Linked DNA regions of Mus musculus: region 1 is linked to region 2. A link is a loop called in an ENCODE intact Hi-C map of the cell type or tissue named here. Cell type or tissue: gastrocnemius. All regions are shown on one strand. Each heading gives the region's core, and the rest is flanking DNA. Links, peaks and the distances in the headings are about the cores only.

Region 1 (2,911 bases), core at 280-2,779, 600 kb after region 2:
AGCACAGCCCCAACAGTGTGCCTACCAGATGGCATCTCTAACTCCAGGGACAGAGATGTTTGTTCTGTAACTGTAGATGAAAGCAACCATAGCTTTCAAGTCATGGAAAGATGAAGGAGCAGTGCTTAGATTCAGAACAGTCTGGCCCTGTCTAACAGTGATTGTGACTCTAGGAAGGGTCAAGTTCCAGGTAAGAAGCCAAGCCTAGCCTGCAGGTAGGACTCCAGTCCCTATTACCTTCCTGTTGTGGCTTTTATAGTGAGTTGGCCCTTGTAAGGAAAGCCTTCTTTTACTGCCTGTCTGGATGGAGTCAGTTAGTTTCTCCTTTTCTATCTGTCTCTTTTAACCAACACAGTGTTTTCAAAGCTATTGGTATTCTGTATGGATTCCATCCCCACAGTTACCTGGCAATAGCCAGGTAGGCCGACTCACTACAAAAGGGGCTGCTTGGCCCCTTCTCCCTCTCCTGCCTCTCGTGTTCTCTTACTTCTGCTTCTCTCTCCCTTGCCTCTTGCCCCATTCCCCTCACCCCTCTCTACACGTGCTCATGGCGGGCCTCTGCTTCTCTACTCCCTGCCTCTCTCTGCCTCTTCTACACTCTTAACTCCTCTCCCCATGCCCTGAATAAGCTCTGTTCTATACAGGGGAAAGGACTGCCTTGGCATGGGCCCGCTGAGACATATCCTTCCCCCACACCCTGCCAGAACATATTGTTATAGCTCTTTATCTTTTTATGATTACAACACAAGCTAGTCTATTTTGTACTGGGATGGGAATTCTGTCTTTGTTAGCAGTGACGGTACTTACTGGTACACGCATACCATGTATCCTGTCCATCCGCGTGGAGATGGCATGGGGGTTGTTTTATCCTTTGCGGTCTGTAAATACCACCGCAGATAGTGATGTAGGAGCCTCTATCTAAGTGCCTGATTTGTTCTTTTTAGGAAGGGGATGTATCCAGAAATTGAAGTTGTGGGTCATTTAATCCCACACTTATTTTCATGTTACTTCCTGCTGCCATCAGCCACGCACAACCATCTCCAGCTTGTAATCATTTCCACTAATCATTGCCCACAGTTTTGCTAACAGCCATGCCAAAGAATGTGAAGTCCTAGCTCATTAAATTAGATCTATCTGTTAACTATTAGAAAAAAGACAAAGACACACACACATACAAAAGAAATTATTATATGGCTGGGTCACCCTGTGTGCAAAAAGCTACGAACATCTGGTGCAAGCCCCAAAGCGGATGGTTATATAAAATATGGTTATATCTGTAAAAATTTAAAGACAGTAATATTTCCCAAACTGGGTGATCCTGAGCTTTAGAACTGCAGTTTAAAACCTGCAGCAAATTCTCGGGACTAAAGTTTATTCTCAGTCATTACAATGGAGGAACCTGACCTAAGGAAAGCATTCCTCAGCAGAATCCAGAGCTGAGCACTCCTTCGTCAGATTTAGGGGCGGGGCGCCAGGCACGGCGCATGCGCACACCCATGCTGGTGCTGCTTGCCTGCGCGCGCGGCCCCGTGACGCTAGGGACGTGGCCGCGCGCCTTGCCATCTCTCCTCCGCCATGGCTGCTGTGCCCAGCGCTGTTCACCTGCCGCGTTGTGTGGTGTCCCCGACCGGGAGACACAGTGCCTCGCTGATCTTCCTGCACGGCTCAGGTGCATTACAGTCTCGTGGTCTCCGACCCGCTCGCTACAGTAGGGGAAGCACCCTCTTCTCGGTCCCCCAGCGCCCAGGGTCGCCCGAGGGCTCCTCTTTCTGTATAGCACTCATCTTCATCCTCTTCCTTCCTTCGCTGGTGTGCTTGACCCGTGCACCCACAGCATGGTCGAACGGCAGTCCTTACCTAACCCCAAGTTCAGTCATAGCACCATATCGGTGTAAGTCTCCAGGCACGTGGATTAACCACTGTTTCAGGGTCGACCAGCAGTGATCTGACATACATACCCCACCACACACCCCTATTGCAGGTCCTAAGCTGTTGTCTGCCTTGCCGGTGTCATAGAGACGTTTTTGGATCATATTTACACTGTGTAAGTGTATGCTTAGCACCACCAGCGGGTTTCCCCTGCGCCTCCCACCTGTCTTTTTTGATGGTCCACCACCCTGGTTTCCCCTATGCCCTCTTGTAAAACCTTCGAGGTAAGTATAAAGTCCGCTTCATTTAGGGAGCACCCTTAGAGGAAAACACAAGAATCACCGACTTAATCCTTGCTCACTGTGCTTGGTTGGCCCGGGGTAAGTTCTCAGGAAAGGAAAAAAAAAAAATTTTTTTTTTTTTTTTAATTTAAGAAATGAGATCCAGGCGGTGTCCTCAAGGGGCCTACCTAAATTTAAAAACAAAAACAATTCAATTAATTTGAGTCAGCAGTGGATAGGAGATCACAAGATGGTGCATGGGCTACTGCCAAGAGAATAGTAAGGAAAGAAAAAAAAATGGGGTTGGACATTGTGAATGAAGGGCTTGTCAGAGCTTTTCAGGAGCACTGCGTTATGCTGAGGCCTGTGTAGGCTTAGGGGACTAGAACACGACGGGATTGGAGTGTTCCCTCCATTTTGAAAAAAAAAAACAAAACAAAAAAAAAACAAAACGGGACTAGAAACGCTTTCTTGCTGTTGCTTAAGGAGTAGTGAGGCTGGGTTTGAATCCAAATGTCTGACTTGGAATTAATATTCTGGGGGGAGGGGGAGGGAAACCCTCAACTATGGTGTATCATTCTAGAAATAGAGTAATAAAAGTTGTGTAAAGGGAAAGGCCTGGCACGAGACTTACACCTTTATAGCTAGCTGCCTAATAATCCAGCACCCAAGAGAATTCAGTGATGAGCATCCAAAATTCCCACATAGTAATTCCTTCTCGTAATTAATTCAGTGTCTTTAGAAAGAACTAGAGTTTGTTC
Region 2 (2,911 bases), core at 222-2,721:
TTGCTGTGCCATCCGAGGTTGCTCCCATATTAGCTAGCACCCGAGTGTCCTGGTTCTTGTACCGTGTCTCCATTCACTCTTACTGGTTGTGTCAGTGCTGGCAGGAAGGTTGTGGCTTGGTGATGGGATCTTCTGCCTGCTTGTGCCCTGTGAAGTCACTGCTGTACTGCATTCCATAGGCCTGGCATGAGGTTGTTCTGGAACTTTCCTTCACGCTGAGCCTGGAGACTTTCTTCTCCCTTGGCTGTCTCTTCTGCACTGCAGTTAAGGAGCCTCCTGAACGGGTTCTACTTCACACTGTCTTCTATTGTCTGTCTGTTTTCCTGTGTGATTGTCTCAGTTTTACCTTCTCACCTGCCTCCCTTCTCCTCAGCTTCACTCCAGGTTGGCCATCCTTGATGTCTAATGGGTGCTTTAAAACCAAAGTGAACCTGAATTCCAGGCTGAGAGTTCCTTGCCTAGTCCATTAGGCCAAACCTGCTGTATTTTATTTAAACAAGAATTTTAGCTATTCAAATTACAGACTATGAAGTATGCTTAAACTGTCATAATTTCGAAAGCCCTCAGACTATCTGGAGTACCAATCTATTTATTGTTCCTGATTCTCAAAGACTGAGCAATCTTGTTTCACTGCCTTTTATAATTCTAAATTGTATTGTTGATAAATTTAAAACCCAAACCAAAAAAAACTGAATTGAAACCAGGTCATGATGGCTCATTTTTATAATCCCAGCACTCAGGAGGCTAAGGCAGAATTGCTGCGCGTTGAAGTCCAGCTTGGGCAACATACAGTAATGAGTCGTAGTCTAACATGGTTTGCAGTATGAGACCCTATTTCAAATTACTACTTTAATCAAAAGCTTTGAGCAGTTAAGTTGGCCAGCCTGCTGTAATTGTTGGTCCTGAGTGCCAGCAAGAGCATGGGGTTGAGTCAGAAAACCTGGAATAGCTGTGGAGCTTCCGCTCCAGAGAGTCCAGCAGTCAGTGGGGAACAGGGCCCGGCCACTCACCTGACAAGCATTCCACTGTCGTGGTCTCACACCACACGAGTGTTTCTAGTCCCCAGTGCTGGTTCCACTGCAGCCGGTGTCGATACGTGAACTACTAAGTCAGCTCCCAGTCTATGCAGTTGTCTGCCTCCCTGGCTCCCGGCTGTTCTGGGTGCAAGCTGTGATTTAGTTTTTTATCCCACAAAGGCAGAAGCGGTCCATTTTTCCTCTTAATACATAAATAGGTTCCTAAAAAATAAACAAGCTGTAGCACAGTTATGTAATTAGCTTGTGAAACCTTGCGGACATTTTGGTGTCTTTTTAAAAAATGCTTGCTACATAGACACAGCCCCCAGATGGGATAGATTTGCAGACTACCTGTGGTTGTGAGAACAGGACTTGGTTTTGGTCACGTCAGTGTTGCAGTACACACGACTGCCACACGGTGGTGCTGTTGTTCCACAAAGGAAGGCGTGTGTCCTTAGCTCCAGGTCTTACCCCGTGGCTGCGTGGAATGACTTGTCTCCTGAGTTTGTTGCTTGCTTCAGTTACTTCTAACTCCTGGGCTTTATTAGTTCCCGACTCCGTGACTGTGTCAGGCAGTGAGACCTTGTATGTCCGCGCTGCTACAGACTCTGGAAGAGGCACTGTCTCAAGCAGCTGCACAGTGCCAGTTAGCTTCTCGCTTCAGTGCGCTTGGGGTTAAACTTTAGGCTCCATTAAAGTCACTGCCAAGGATTTTCTAATAAGGTACCACCAAAGGTTAATTAATGTTGTCCAAATATTTTTAAAAGTGATGCCAAATCTGTATTTTCCCCAACTCTAAATTATTTTGCTTTTATGTTTCATTGGTAGAATTGAAATTTTTTCTTTACTCTGTATTTGTATATACATGAGCACAGAATATAAAATCAATTTTATATTATTTTGGTTTTATCTCATTTCAAAGTACATATTGAAAAGTTTGTTTTGAAGTATATAATTTTTAAATTTTCTTTATGGTTAAATTGATTTGTGAATGTTTTGGTTCTGTGATTTTTCTTAGACTGAAGTGAAATCAGAAGAGAGCCCAGGGTGGAAGATTCTGCGAGATGATTTCATGATGGGAGCCAGCATGAAGGACTGGGACAAGGAGAGCGAGGGCGAGGAGCCTGCTGGTGGCAGGGCAGAGGCCGCAGCCAGCCGTTGAGCGGCAGACGGGAGCATCCAGCTCCGCTGCAAATGACCCGACGGTTGGGAGCCTGCGCATGGCCATCTGCCAAATGCTAGGACTTCCTGAGAACCTGTGCTCTAGGGTTCCTCAGGTGCAGACTGTATTAAAGCTGTATTTTTAATTCTTACAGAAATTTAACCTGTTTTTCTAAAATATTTGTACAGAGAAATATTTTTTTTCTTGAGCAGTAAACTGCAATTTTCTAGGATCCTTTGCTGTGGACACATGCCCATCATCCATCAGGGTTTCTAAAGTGCGGTCCCATTTATAATTAAAGTGAATTTGATATGAAATCTCTGCTTCCCTGCTCAGATCCATAGATCTGTCTGTCACGGAGGGTGGGTGATTGGTGCCGTTGGTTTGTGTGGCTAAGCCTTTAAGAAAAAGGTACATAAAATTTCAAATTGTTATCTTTTCTATTTTAGTTCTAGAAAACCAGTGAAGCTGTGTGATTTCCTCCACTATTTCTGTGAAACTTGGCTCCAGTTACCAAGTCTGTAAGGGAAGTAGGTATTGAGCGTGACGCGCTCTCATGAGAAGGACCCGTCTCTCTCCATCTTTCCATGAAGGGAGCCCTGCGACCACCCATGGCACACACTTGGATCTGCTCTACACTGAGGCCCAACCCTGCCCCTGGGTTGGAGCAGGAGGTTTATGTTTTCAGGCCAAATCAAGGGCTATAAATGTTCCATGACTACGGGGCCCCTGT

Evidence for each region. Peaks named below come from ENCODE experiments on the same cell type or tissue, not always from the same donor. Only the 100,000 strongest peaks of a DNase experiment are listed, where the experiment ranks them.
Region 1: it touches region 2 in a loop (2.5-fold over the local background); 2 of 42 quality-filtered maps call a loop at or near these places.

What each region holds. Positions count from the first base shown.
Region 1 is chr1:186,115,915-186,118,825 of GRCm38, reverse strand. It overlaps Lyplal1 (lysophospholipase-like 1), which reads left to right and starts at 1,516. Exons shown (of 5, transcript NM_146106.2): 1 at 1,516-1,669. The coding sequence starts at 1,576. In gastrocnemius, for the core only: no CTCF peak of the experiment used is centred there; a DNase peak (open chromatin) is centred at 1,496; H3K4me3 peaks cover 1,201 bases; H3K27ac peaks cover 1,632 bases.
Region 2 is chr1:186,720,670-186,723,580 of GRCm38, reverse strand. Rrp15 (ribosomal RNA processing 15 homolog (S. cerevisiae)) reads left to right here. Exons shown (of 5, transcript NM_026041.2): 5 at 2,035-2,495. The coding sequence ends at 2,178. Among named protein-coding and RNA genes, the nearest start is that of Tgfb2, 16 kb to the right of the region's middle. In gastrocnemius, for the core only: a CTCF peak has its summit at 1,432; DNase peaks (open chromatin) are centred at 1,083, 1,436 and 2,216.